Regions from separate parts of the Homo sapiens genome. Here region 1 is linked to region 2. A link is a contact called in ENCODE Hi-C data. All regions are on one chromosome and are shown on one strand. Each heading gives the region's core, a stretch centred on a gene start or an enhancer-like site at or near the end of the contact. The rest is flanking DNA. Distances are from core to core; before and after follow the strand shown.

The links. A loop is a pair of places that touch in the nucleus more often than their neighbours do. Pooled maps may share reads with other maps.
Region 1: a loop to region 2 is called in a pooled map, with 6 times the contacts of the local background. The contact joins the promoter of ZNF57 here to the promoter of LMNB2 in region 2. A Hi-C loop is called at or near these places in 1 of 37 single-sample maps with no recorded cell type and 6 of 50 pooled maps.

What each region holds. Positions count from the first base shown.
Region 1 is chr19:2,897,537-2,904,188 of GRCh38, reverse strand. It overlaps ZNF57 (zinc finger protein 57), which reads right to left and starts at 3,261. Exons shown (of 4, transcript NM_173480.3): 1 at 3,141-3,261. The coding sequence starts at 3,143. RefSeq lists enhancers at 3,064-3,213, 3,073-3,644 and a silencer at 3,824-3,873.
Region 2 is chr19:2,454,408-2,460,483 of GRCh38, reverse strand. It overlaps LMNB2 (lamin B2), which reads left to right and starts at 3,525. Exons shown (of 12, transcript NM_032737.4): 1 at 3,525-3,814. The coding sequence starts at 3,551. LINC01775 (long intergenic non-protein coding RNA 1775) reads left to right here. Exons shown (of 2, transcript NR_134931.1): 2 at 1,384-1,547. RefSeq lists silencers at 3,427-3,606, 3,727-3,976, 4,037-4,126, 4,357-4,536 and enhancers at 4,797-5,505, 5,506-6,076.

The DNA.
Region 1 (6,652 bases), core at 2,012-4,511, 440 kb before region 2:
GGTCACAGTCACTTATTGAAATTTCAGGCCAGGTGCAGTGGCCCATGCTTGTAATCCCAGCACTTTGGGAGGCCAAGGAGGGCAGATCGCTTGAGTCCAGGAGTTTGAGACTAGCCTGGGGCAACAGCGAGGCCCCCCGTCTCTACAAAAAAATATAAAAATTAGCCAGGAATGGGCCGGGCGCGGTGGCTCACGCCTGTAATCCCAGCACTTTCGGAGGCTGAGGCGAGCGGAACACCAGGTCAGGAGATCAAGACCATCCTGGCTAACAGGGTGAAACCCCGTCTCTACTAAAAATACAAAAAATTAGCCGGGCGAGGTGGCGGTCGCCTGTAGTCCCAGCTACGCAGGAGGCTGAGGCAGGAGAATGGCGTGAACCCCGGAGGGCGGAGCCTGCAGTGAGCCGAGATCGCACCACTGCACTCCAGCCTGGGCGACAGAGTAAGACCCTGCCTGAAAAAAAAAAAAAATTCAAAGGAGGCAAAATTAAAACTCTGTATGGTGATAAATAATAAATGGTAAAGGTAGAGAGAATGAAAAAAAAAATCAGGACAGTGGTTACCCTGGGGGCAGAACAGAGATGAGCGCTGGGAGCAGCACACAGGTGTTGAAGAGAGGCCGGAGGCCTATTTATGCGGGCAGTAAGGCCACTGGTGTTTATATTAAAACTTAATCCAGGCCGGGCGCGGTGGCTCACGCCTGAAATCCCAGCACTTTGGGAGGCGGAGGAGGGTGGATCACTTAAGGTCAGGAGTTTGAGACCAGCCTGGCCAACATGGCGAAACCCCGTCTCTACTAAAAATATAAAAATTAGCCGGTCGTGGTGGCAAGTGCCTGTAATCCCAGCTACTCGGGAGGCTGAGGCAGGAGAATTGCTTGAACCCGGGAGGCGGATGATACAATGTGTGGAGATCACGCCACTGTACTCCAGCCTGGGAGACACAGTGTCTCCAAAAAAGAAAAACAACACTTAAAGCATAAACTAAACCCACTGCTTAGAAACGGCTCCAAGACAGCACAGGTGCAACCTCAGAAAGGCTAAAACGCCCACAAGCACATCTCCAGGACAATCGTCTTTCCCATGCTCAGCAGCCTCAATCAGCATGAACAGTTCCCGCTGCGGCTGTTCTACGAGGCAGGAGGACTGAGCAAGTGGAGGCTGCCCAGCCAGACCCCGCTGCACCCTCAGCGGCCTCCAGTGCAGGCTCAACTGTGGGCTCAGCTGGAGTCACCGGTCTTGGGGCTCACCTCCCTGCTCCAGGTGCTACACTTTAAATGCCACAAAGACCCTCATCCCGTAGAGTGAGAATGCAGCAGAATCAGTGCTTTCCACCCCTTGTGTAAGTGGGGGAAGGGAGTTCCAAGGCAGTCTTTATGACTTTACATGGCCAGAAACTGCTTTTCCCAGTCAGCAAACAGATGATGGATCAGTGAAGCAATACTCCTGGTGACAAACTGGAAACTAACCAGAATGGAACACGCCTCAGTTTTACAGGTTTTTGCAGAATTTGCATTAATCTCATGTCTAGCTGAACTGAAATGGAACACGATCACACACTGTCGCAAACTCTGCACCTTGTATGGAAGAATAACTATTATTTTTTGTCTGATTGCTTTGGCATTTGAAAAACTACTATTTTTATGAACATTTTAATCCATCTCTAGCTGCTATAAGATGTGGAACTGCGCACACTTTCTCTACAATTCTGGTGGGAGACAGAATATTCCTGAGAGACTTCCTTAGGCCATGCTTAGCCTGTACCCCACGATAAACAGGTGTTATCCTGACGGACCAGAAGGCAGAAAACACACTTGAACATTTTCCTATTGTCACTAAGGAGAAGAAAAAAGCCAAACAGGAGAACAGTACAGTACATTTACTGACACCGGCTGCCCGAATAAAGCTTTCACAGCATTAGTGATACCCTGCAACAAAACCCCCAGGGCAGCTAACTCCCACCGCTGAGGTCGTCCCCCAAACTGCCTCTGACCCCCAGGCCGTCCCTTGCCATCCCCCCAAGCTGTCCCCTGTAAGGTTCTCTGAGCTGGCCGCACCATGGTCAAGCCCCCCGCCCTTGTGATAATGTACTTTGTGATATTCCCCCGCCCTTGTGAATGTACTTTGTACGATACGTCCTCCTCGCCCTTGTGAATGTACCCCGCCCTTGTGACAATACACGCTCGCGCCCTTGTGAAGGTACTTTGTAATATTCCTCCCAGCCCTTGTGACAATACATCCCCCAAGCCCTTGTGAATGTACTTTGAAACATCGTCGCCGCCCTTGAGAATGTACTTTGTAACACCCACCAACTGTCCTCAAAAAAACTGCTCCTAACTCCGATGCCTGTCCCAAACCTATAAGGACTAATGATTGCCGGGCGCGGTGGCTCACGCCTGTAATCCCAGCACTTTGGGAGGCCGAGGCGGGCGGATCACAAGGTCAAGAGATCGAGACCATTCTGGCCAACATGGTGAAACCCTGTCTCTACTAAAAACAAAAATTAGCCGGGCGTGAGGGCGGGCGCCTGTAATCTCAGCTACTCCGGAGGCTGAGGCAGGAGAATCGCTTGAACCCGGGAGGCGGAAGTTGCAGTGAGCCGAGATCACGCCACTGCACTCCAGCCTGGCGACAGAGCGGGACTCCGTCCCAAAAATAAAAAAAATAAAAAAATAAAACCAATAATAATCCCATCACCCTTTGCTGAGTCCTTTCTCAGACTCAGCCCACTTGCACCCAAGTGAGTAAACAGCCTTGTGGCTCACACTAAGCCTGCTCAGGTGACCTCTTATACGGACACGCGTAACATCCCCAACCTGCTGACCGTCCCTTGCCGTCCCCCCAAACTGGTCCCTGACCCCTGACCGCCCCTACCGTCCCCCCAAACTACCTCCAGCCCCCCTCCTGCCCAGGCCTCCCCCTAAGTTACCCCCAAGCTCCTTGCCGCCCCTTCCGTCCCCCCAAACTGCCCCCAGTCCTCCAGCCCGGCCGCTGTGATGGCGTCCCCGGGTCCCAGGTGCTAGTCCTGCGCCGCCCCGCGCGTCCCTCAGCCAATCCCGGCCGCAGACTTCGGCGGACTCTGGTTCCAGCCGGTTCCCGTCGCTCCGACCGTCCCCTGGCTCTGCTCCTGCCTCGCACTCACCATGTCTCCCCTGCTCCTGGGCTCTCCAAGGCGAGCTCTCCGTGGCCTCGCGGCCGGCGCAGCTGAAAGGTACAGGTACTCCCGGGCCGCTCGTGGTAGGCAGGGCACGCGCGGCAGGGAGGACGAAACGTCCCGCCCTCGGGGCCTCGGAGCTCAGGAAGCGGCGCCCTGATTGGACAATCTCTAAGCCCCCGCCCTTTCAACGCTCTGAGCGGACAGCGTTTTGGACACGCCCCCTTCACCCCTGGGGCCTTCGATTGGACACTACTGCAAACCTGCAATCCGCTTCCCGGTGTCCGCCCCGTGCCTTGATTGGACAGTTTTCCGGACCCGCCCCCGGAGCACCTGATTGGAAGATAACTTCCGCGCCGCCCCGCCTCCTGTCGCCCGAGTGACCGGCGCGTAGCCAACGCTAGTGGCTGACCCGCCAGCGGTGGACACTCCCGTTTGCGCGAACTCGCTCTGGCCCGGGGTGAGCCCAACCTCTCCCCGCAGCTCGGCCGCGCCTCCCGCGTCCTTCTCCCGAACGGGCACGAGAAGTCCAGACTCAGTTTCCCCACGGAGCAGCCGGAGTGCTGCGTGGAGGGGAGGGGCGAGCGAGCGGCGTGGGTCGCGTGGGGTGAGCCCTTCGTGGGGCGGGGTCCTCAGCCGTGACGTCACCGCGCTGCCCCGCGTGGGCGCGGACCCCATGGAGGCCCTGCCCCGTGCTGGAGCACGTGCTGTCAGTGTCCTGATTTTTTTTTTTTTTTTTTTTTTTTTTTTTGAGGTGGAGTCTCGCTCTGTCGCCCAGGCTGGAGTGCAGTGGCGCCATCTCGGCTCACTGCAAGCTCCGCCTCCCGGGTTCAGGCCATTCTCCTACCTCAGCCTCCCGAGTAGCTGGGACACAGGCACCCGCCACCACGCCGGCTAATTTTTTTGTATTTTTAGTAGAGACGAGGTTTCACCGTGTTAGCCAGGATGGTCTCGATCTCCTGACCTCGTGATCGGCCCGCCTCGGCCTCCCAAAGTGCTGGGATTACAGGCGTGAGCCACCGCGCACGGCCAGTGTCCTGATTTTTTTACCCAAACGTTTCCCAGCCTCCTGTCCTTCCCACAGGCCCCTGCACTTTGGCTCGCCCCCGACATCTGAGCCTGCACTAAAATAAGGACCAAACCTCGAGTCACCTGATCCCGAAAATGGGCGGACCCCAGGGAGCCCCTATCCTGTCTGGCCTCGCTGGATTTGTTTTTTTGTTGGACATTGTTTTTTGTTTTATTTATTTTTTTATTTTGAGACGGAGTCTCACACTGTCGCCCCGGCTGGAGTGCAGTGGCGTGATCTCGGCTCACTGCAACCTCCGCCTTCAGGGTTAAAGCGATTCTCCTGCCTCAGCCTCCCGAGTAGCTGAGATTACAGGCGCCTGCCACCACGTCCGGCTAATTTTTGTATTTTTAGTAGAGACGGGGGTTTCACTATGTTGGCCAAGCTGGTCTTGAACTCCTGACCTCGTGATCCGCCTGCCTCGGCCTCCCAAAGTGCTGGAATTAGAGGCGTGAGCTACCGCGCCCGGCGGACATTCTTTAGATCAAGAAATCCGGGGCCGGGCATGGTGGCCCAAGCCTGTAATCTCAGCACTTTGGGAGGCCGAGGCGGGTGGATCACGAGGTCAGGAGATCGAGACCATCCTGGCTAACACGGTGAAACCATCTCTACTAAAAATACAAAAAAATTAGCCAGGCGTGGTGGCGGGCACCTGTAGTCCCAGCTACTCGGGAGGCTGAGGCAGGGGAATGGCTGAACCCGGGAGACGGAGCTTGCAGTGAGCCGAGATGGCGCCACTGCACTCCAGCCTGGGCAACAGACGGAGACTCCGTCTCAAAAAAAAAAAAAAAAAACAAAATCCAGGCCAGGCGTGGTGGCTCACACCTATAATCCCAGCACTTTGGGAAGCTGAGGTGGGTGGATCACCTGAGGTCAGGAGTTCAAGACCAGCCTGGCCAACATGGCGAAACCCTGTCTCTACTAAAATACAAAAATTAGCTGGGCCTGGTGGCGCGTGCCTGTAATCCCAGCTACTCAGGAGGCTGAGGCAGGAGAATCGCTTGAACCTGGGAGGCGGAGGTTGCAGTGAGCTGAGATCCTGCCACTGCACTCCAGCCTGGGCAAAAGAATGAGATACTGTCTGAAAAAAAAAATTAAATTTAATTTAAAAATAAAATTAAATAAATAAATTTGGGATAAACCAGTTAACTGTCTCTCAATCTCTCTCTCTTGTTTTTTTTGTGTTTTTTTTTTTTTGAGACAACGTCTTGCTCTGTTGTCCAGGGTAGAATGCAGTGACAAGATCATAGCTCGGCCGGGTGCAGTGGCTCACGCCTGTAATCCCAGCACTTTGGGAGGCCGAGGCGGGTGGATCACGAGGTCAAGAGATCGAGACCATCCTGGCCAACATGGTGAAACCCTGTCTCTACTAAAAATACAAAAATTAGCTGGGCATGGTGGCGAGCGCCTGTAGTCCCAGCTATTCGGGAAGCTGAGGCAGGAGAATGGCTTGAACTAGGGAGGTGGAGGTTGCAGTGAGTTAAGATCGTGCCATTGCACTCCAGCCCTGGTGAAAGAGTGAGACTCCATCTCAAAAAAAAAAACCAAAAAACAAAAAACAAAAAAACCAGCTCACTGTAAACCAGAACCCGTGGACCAGTTAACTCTTTTTATTTTTTGTAGACAGGCTCTACCTATGTTGCCCAGGTTGATTTTGAACTCATGGCCTCCCGCCAGGACCCCAAAATGCTGGGATGACAGGCATGAACCACCGTGCCTGGCCCACTGAACTCAATATGCTTACAGAATGCAAATGCATTTGAATTGAGGAGTCTTCGCCCTCACAAAGTTGTTTATATACCCATGGGCGACCTCTCTGTCACCTTCTCATGAGATACCTGAAATTGTCCTCACACAGACCCGGCAGGTGGTGTTTAGCCTCTTCCTCAATATTTTATATACTTTTTCCAGAAAATGAAATTTTAGTCCATCAATACATTTAATTATGTATATTGCACGTATTTTATCAAGTTCTGGCAGTTTTGCAGTTATGTTTAGTTTCTCAGAAAAGCAATATTATCACTTCCAATGACAAGATTTACTTCTACCGTTACATTCTTTTTATCTATCATGGTGATTTTTGACGATGTTACATTCAAGCAGGGATAAATAATTGAAGTGAAAATGGGTGTTCCTTTCACTTGGAAGCCTGCTGGCACCTACCTGTTCTTCTCATGTTCTGTAGCCAGACCTTCTATGAGTAGCAGGCTGGCCTGTCAGTCATTGTGTCTGAAATTGACCAGAGAAATTTTAGCAATGGAAAGTAATTGAAAAAAATGTGGCCGCCTACTTAGAAGGTTTTATGCAAGTTGGGCCAGATGTGGTTGCTCACACTTGTATTCCCAGCACTTTGGGAGGCCAAGGCAGGAGGATCGTTTCAGTCCAGGAGTTCGAGATCAGCCTGGGCAACATAGGGAGAGCCCATCTCTAT
Region 2 (6,076 bases), core at 2,276-4,775:
CTTGCTATGTTGCCCAGGCTGGTCTCAAACTCCTGGGCTCAAGCCATTTTCTTGTCTCAGCCTCCCAGAGTGGCTGGGATTGCAGGTGTGAGCCACCATGCCAGGCTTCCTGCCTGGGTTCTAAGGCTGGGGGTCTATCTGGTAAGAGGGGAATAATAGCGAGTGAATGTTGGCTGTTGGAGGCAGGTGGGCTCTTTCCCCTGGTGTCCTCAGTAGGCTGGAAAGGGCATTAGATTCTCAGTGTGTGATTTACTGGGGTCTCTGGCAGAGGCTGAGCCAAACCCCCAAGGTGAGATGTGTAAAAAGGAGGAGTTCCCCAGGCAGAAGGAAGACCGGGCCAGTTCTAGGTCAGGAGGAAGTTATTCTCCAATTGGGGCAATTTTGCCCCTCTGGTGACATGTGGCAATCTCTGGAGACATACTTGGTTTTCATAACTAGGGGGCCGGGGTCGGACGCGGTGGCTGACGCCTGTAATCCCAGCAACGTGGGAGGCCAAGGCGGGCAGATCATTTGAGGTCAGGAGTTCAAGACCAGCCTGGCCAACATGGCAAAACCCTGTCTCTACTAAAAATACAGAAACTTAGCCGGGCATGGTGGCAAGTGCCTGTAATCCCAGCTACTCGGGAGAGTGAGGCAGGAGAATCGCTGGAACCCGGGAGGCGGAGGTTGCAATGAGCCGAGATCACGCCACTGCACTGCAGCCTGGGCCACAGAGCGAGACCCGCCTCAACTAAAAATAAAAATAAAATAAAAAATAAGTATGAGGCTGGGATGCTCGTGGCATGGAGTGGGTGGAGACCGAGGATGCTGCTCAATACCCTGTAATGGACAGCACCTCCTGACTCCAACCCCCTGCAACAGAGAGTGATCTGGCCCCAAATATCTAGTGCAGAGTTGGAGAAACACTGCTGTATAGGTTGTCTTGTTAAATTACAATTTTGGGGGGTTTTTTTTGGAGACGGAGTCTTGCTCTGTCGCCCAGGCTGGAGTGCAGTGGTGTGATCTCAGCTCACTGCAACCTTTGCCTCCTGGGTTCAAGCGATTCTCGTGCCTCAGCCTCCCAAGTAGCTGGGATTACAGGCGTACACCACCACGCCTGGCTAATTTTTGTACTTTTTGGAGAGACAGGTTTTTGCCATTTTGGCCAGGCTGGTCTCGAACTCCTGGCCTCAGGTGGTCTGCCCGCCTCGGCCTCCCAAAGTGCTGAGATTACAGGCATGAGCCACCGCGCCTGGCCTTGTTAAATAAAATGTATGGCAGGCCATTGTTTTAGACAATGGGGTCTCTAGTCCCCAGCAGACCAGATAAAATTGGAATGGAGTCACTAGTGCCAGGTACCACGTAGTCAAACTGATCTTTTATTTTTTTTATTTTTTGAAATAGGGTCTCGCTCCGTTGCCCACACTGGAGTGCAGTGGCGCAATCATGGCTGACTGCAGACTTGAACTCCTGGATGCAAGCCATTCTCCTGCCTCAGCCTCCCGAGGAGCTGGGACTACAGGTGTGTGCCAGCACATGTGGCTAATTATTAAAAATTTTTTTGGCTGGGTGCCGTGGCTCACGCCTGTAACTGCAGCACTTTGGGAGGTCGAGGTGGGTGGATCACGAGGTCAGGAGTTCAGGACCAGCCTGGCCAAGATGGTGAAACCAGGTCTCTACTAAAAATACAAACATTAGCTGGGCATGGTGGCGGGTGCCTGTAATCCCAGCTACTCGGGAGGCAGAGAATTGCTTGAACCCAGGAGGTGGAGGTTGCAGTGAGCCGAGATCATGCCATTGCACTCCAGCCTGGGTGACAAGAGCAAGACTCTGTCTCCAAAAAAAAAAAATTTTTTTTTTTGGAGACAGAGTCTCACTATGTTGCCCAGGATGTTCTCAAACTCCTAGGCTTAAGCGATCTCCCCATCTCAGCCTCCCAAAGTGCTGAGATTACAGGTGAGAGCCACCCGTACCTGGCCTCAAACTGAACTTTAAAGGGTGCAGGTTTTCAAAAAAAAACATTCACAGCCACCAAGCCAAAGGGGACCGGTTAACCTGATAGGGAAGTACCCTCAAAATAGAGGGGGTTAAAACAGACCCTATGAAAAAAGTAACTTTGAAACAACCAATTGGTTTTTATTTCGTATTTTTATTTTTACTTTTTTTGAGACAAACTCTCACTCTGTCACCCAGGCTGGAATGCAGTGATGTGATCAGGGCTCACTGCAACCTTGACCTCTCTTGCTCAAACAATCCTGCCACCTTAGCCTCCCAAATACCTAGGACTATAGGCGCCCAGCTAATTTTTTTTTTTTTTTTTTTTTGAGGTGGAGTCTTACTCTGTTGCCTAGGCTGGAGTGCAGTGGTTCAATCTTGGCTCCCTGCAACCTCCGCCTCCCGGGTTAAAGCAATTCTCCTGCCTCAGCTTCCCGAGTAGCTGAGACTACAGGCATGTGCCACCATGCCTGGCTAATTTTTGTATTTTTAGTAGAGACGGGATTTCACCATATTGGTCAGGCTGGTCTCGAACTCCTGACCTCATGATCTGCCCGGCTTGGCCTCCTAAAGTGCTGGGAATACAGGTGTGAGCCACTGCACCTGGCTAATTTTTTTATTTTTATTTTTAGAAATGGGGTCTTGCTATGTTGCCCAGGCCAGTCTCAAACTCCTGGGCTCAGGCTATCCTCCCACCTCCGCCTCCCAAAGTGCTGGCATTACAGGCGTGAGCAAACCACTGTACCTGGCCTGGCTTTTATTTTAATTCTTATTTCTCCTTTCTTCAGCCTTTTCTGCCTGTAATGCAGAATGCCCATCCTCTCTGCTCAGCTCATTGGAGTGCCTATTTAATAGATTGAATGCTATCCAATTCATGAATTGCTAATAAGAGCCAATGAGATCATTAAACTCAATTTGTTGAAATTCATACTCCTTGACAGCCTCTTCTGGACATTTTATATCAGTGGCATTGTACACTATATGGCTTTTTTTTTTTTTTTTTTTTTTTTTTGAGACAAAGTTTCTCATTGTTGCCCAGGCTGGAGTGCAGTGCCGCGATCTTGGCTTACTGCAACCTCCACGTCCCAAGTTCAAGAGATTCTCCTGCCTCAGCCTCCCAAGTAGCTGGGATTACCGGCGCGCGCCTCCGTAGTAGAGATGGTGTGGGGGGGTCTCCCTATGTGGTCCAGGCTGATCTCGAAATTCTTTTCTCAAGTGATCCACCGGCCTTGGCCTCCCAAAGTGCTGGGATTACAGGCGTGAGCCACCACGCCCGGCCCTATATGGCCTTTTGTGTCTGGTTCTTTGAACACGTTTTGAGGTTCTCTAAGTGGGGAAACAGGTACTAGAAAGCAACCCAACGCTGTTTCCTCGTGGCGGAGCTGGGAGTTTGCAGCCAGGAAGTCTGTCTCTGGAGTCAGCGCCTCTGCGAAGCGAGAGCTGGACGGAGACTTCAACTTCCGGCGTGCCCCGCGCGCGCCCGGCGGTCGGACTACCAGTCCCAGGCTGCCCCGCCGCGGCGGGCGGCGGGCGCGGCGCGGCGCGGCGCCATCTTGCAGCCGGCGGCGCGGATTGAATGAGCCCGCCGAGCCCGGGCCGCCGTCGGGAGCAGCGCAGGCCGCGAGCCGCCGCCACCATGGCCACGCCGCTGCCCGGCCGCGCGGGCGGGCCCGCCACGCCGCTGTCGCCCACGCGCCTGTCGCGGCTGCAGGAGAAGGAGGAGCTGCGCGAGCTCAACGACCGCCTGGCGCACTACATCGACCGCGTCCGCGCGCTGGAGCTGGAGAACGACCGGCTCCTGCTCAAGATCTCAGAGAAGGAGGAGGTGACCACGCGCGAGGTGGGCGCCGGGGCTTAGGGGCCGGGCGGGGGTGCAGCCGGCAGGCCCCGCCCACCGCGGGGCGCGCGATCGCGGGGACCCTGGGCGGGGGTGCAGACGGGGACGGGCCCCGGCTTCGGGGGTTTCCGCGGGGTTTCGGGGGGCCCCTGAGTGAGGGGTGCAGCTCGGCCAGGTCCCTCCCACCGCGGGGTGGGCAATCGCTGGGACCCTGGGTGCAGACAGGGACGGGCCCGGGTCTCGAGGGTCTCCAGGGGGTTTCGAGGGGCCCCTGAGTGAGCGGTGCAGTTCGGCCAGGCCCCGCCCACCGCGGGGTGCGTGATCGCGGGGACCCTGGGCGGGGGTGCAGACGGGGACAGGCTCCGGCTCGGGGGTCTCCAGGAGGTTTGGGGGCTTCTGAGTGAGGGGTGCTGCTCGGCTAGGCCCAGCCCACTGCGGGGCTCCCAGTCGCGGGGAACCCTGAGCTGGGATGCAGACGGGGACAGTCCGGCCTCGGGGATCTCCGCCGCGTTTCGGAGAGTCCCTGAGTGAAAGGTGCTACTCGGCCAGGCCCCGCCCACCACGGGGCGCGCGATCGCGGGGGACTCTGAACGACTCCCGGCTTGGGGTCTCCAGGGGGTTTGCGGGGGGCTCCTGGATGAAGGGTGCAGGTCCTGGCCACCGCGGGGTGCGCGATCGCGGGGACCCTGGGCAGGGGTGCAGACCGGGAAGGGTCCCGGCTTGGGGGTCTCCAGGGGGTTTCAAGGGGTCCCTGAGTGAGGGGTGCAGCTCGGCCAGGCCCAGCCCACCGCGGAGTACGCGATCACGGGGGACCCTGAGCAGGGGTGGGGTCAGCCTGGCCTCGGGGATCTCCAGGGGGAGACCCTGAGTGAGGGGTGCCACCTGGGCAGGCCCTGCCCACCGCAGTTTCCGAGATCTTGGGGGACCCCTTGGGAGGGGTGCAGACCGGAGTGGCCCATTCTCTTGGGGACCTCCAGGGGGTTTCTAGGGCACTGAGTGAAAAGTGCAGACCAGGAATGCCCCACCTATGGAGGGGGTCCCAGGAGATCTTCCGTGTCCTGAGTGAGGGCTGCAGAGGGGCCTCCAGCTAGCTCTGGGGACCCTTCCGTGAGAGGTGCATTTTGGGGCCATGGGGGTTACAGACTAGGGCTCCCCACCAAAGAGAGGTCCTGGGGATTTGGGGGCTCCCTGAGTATTGGGCTGCAGCCCCCCATATGCCTCGTCCCTCAGAGGATTCCAAGGAGACTTGGCGGACCCCCCCCAACTGAGGGGGTGTGAGTGGGAGTCTCTGGGGATGAAGCTGGGTATTGGGGTATCTGGGGTGGAATGGGGGTGGTCTCTGGGCTCCAAGGAGACTGGGGGGCCCAGGCCCTCTGAGGAGGCCCAAGATGGGGTGTGTGGGGGGTCTCCCTGGAGTCTCTGGGGTGAGTCACGTGGTCTCAGTTCTCCCTGGAGCTTTAGCGAGTTCCCTGATGAATCCAGAAGAGATTGGTGACTGGGGTGGGAATTAGGCCCCTCATCTCTCACCAGGCCCAGGGTGGGTAGGGGGCCGAGGGAGAGGTTCTGATACCTTGGGGTCCCACGGGAAATTTGGGAGTCCCTTATTTGTGCCCTGGTGTCAGCGGTGGTCTGGCAGGTTCTGCCCCCAAGAGAATATGAAGGAAGGGTGAGAGTTGGGATCTTGGGTCCGGTGGAAAGTGTTGAGGTTCTGAATGGGCCCCGAGGCTTCAGTGCAGACTGAAGGAGAAGAGGCGGGAAAGTCTGCCCACCAAGGGGACATGAGGTCGGGGTGTCTTGGGGTCTGGGTGCAATCTGTCCTGCCCCCCAACCTAACCCTGGGGAGGCTCTTTGTCCCTCCCACTGGCCATGCCCAATCCAAGGACAGGACTCCAGAACGGGGGGCAGGCAGGAGCACCCACTTGATTCCTGCCATGGGTTGGGGTCCTGGGGTCCCTAGGCCCCAGTGTCCTGTTGGGAGAGCTGGGTGCCGAAGTCGGGATTTGCAGCGCCCAGTCCCCACTCGCCCATCTGGAGATCAGAGGACGTGGTGGGCTTCTGGGAGAAGAGCTGCTTGTTGAGGGGGTCGGGTCATTTCTGGGAGCCACTTACCCTCTGTGTGACCTTGGGCTAGTCGCTTACCCTCTCTGGGTCTCAGTGCCCTCGCCTTTGGAATGGGTGTAATTATAATACCCACCTCTTACTTGTGTGTGGGGCCACAGCAGGTTAACTTTTGTTCAGTAGCTCCCTGTGGGTTGTTTTCACAGT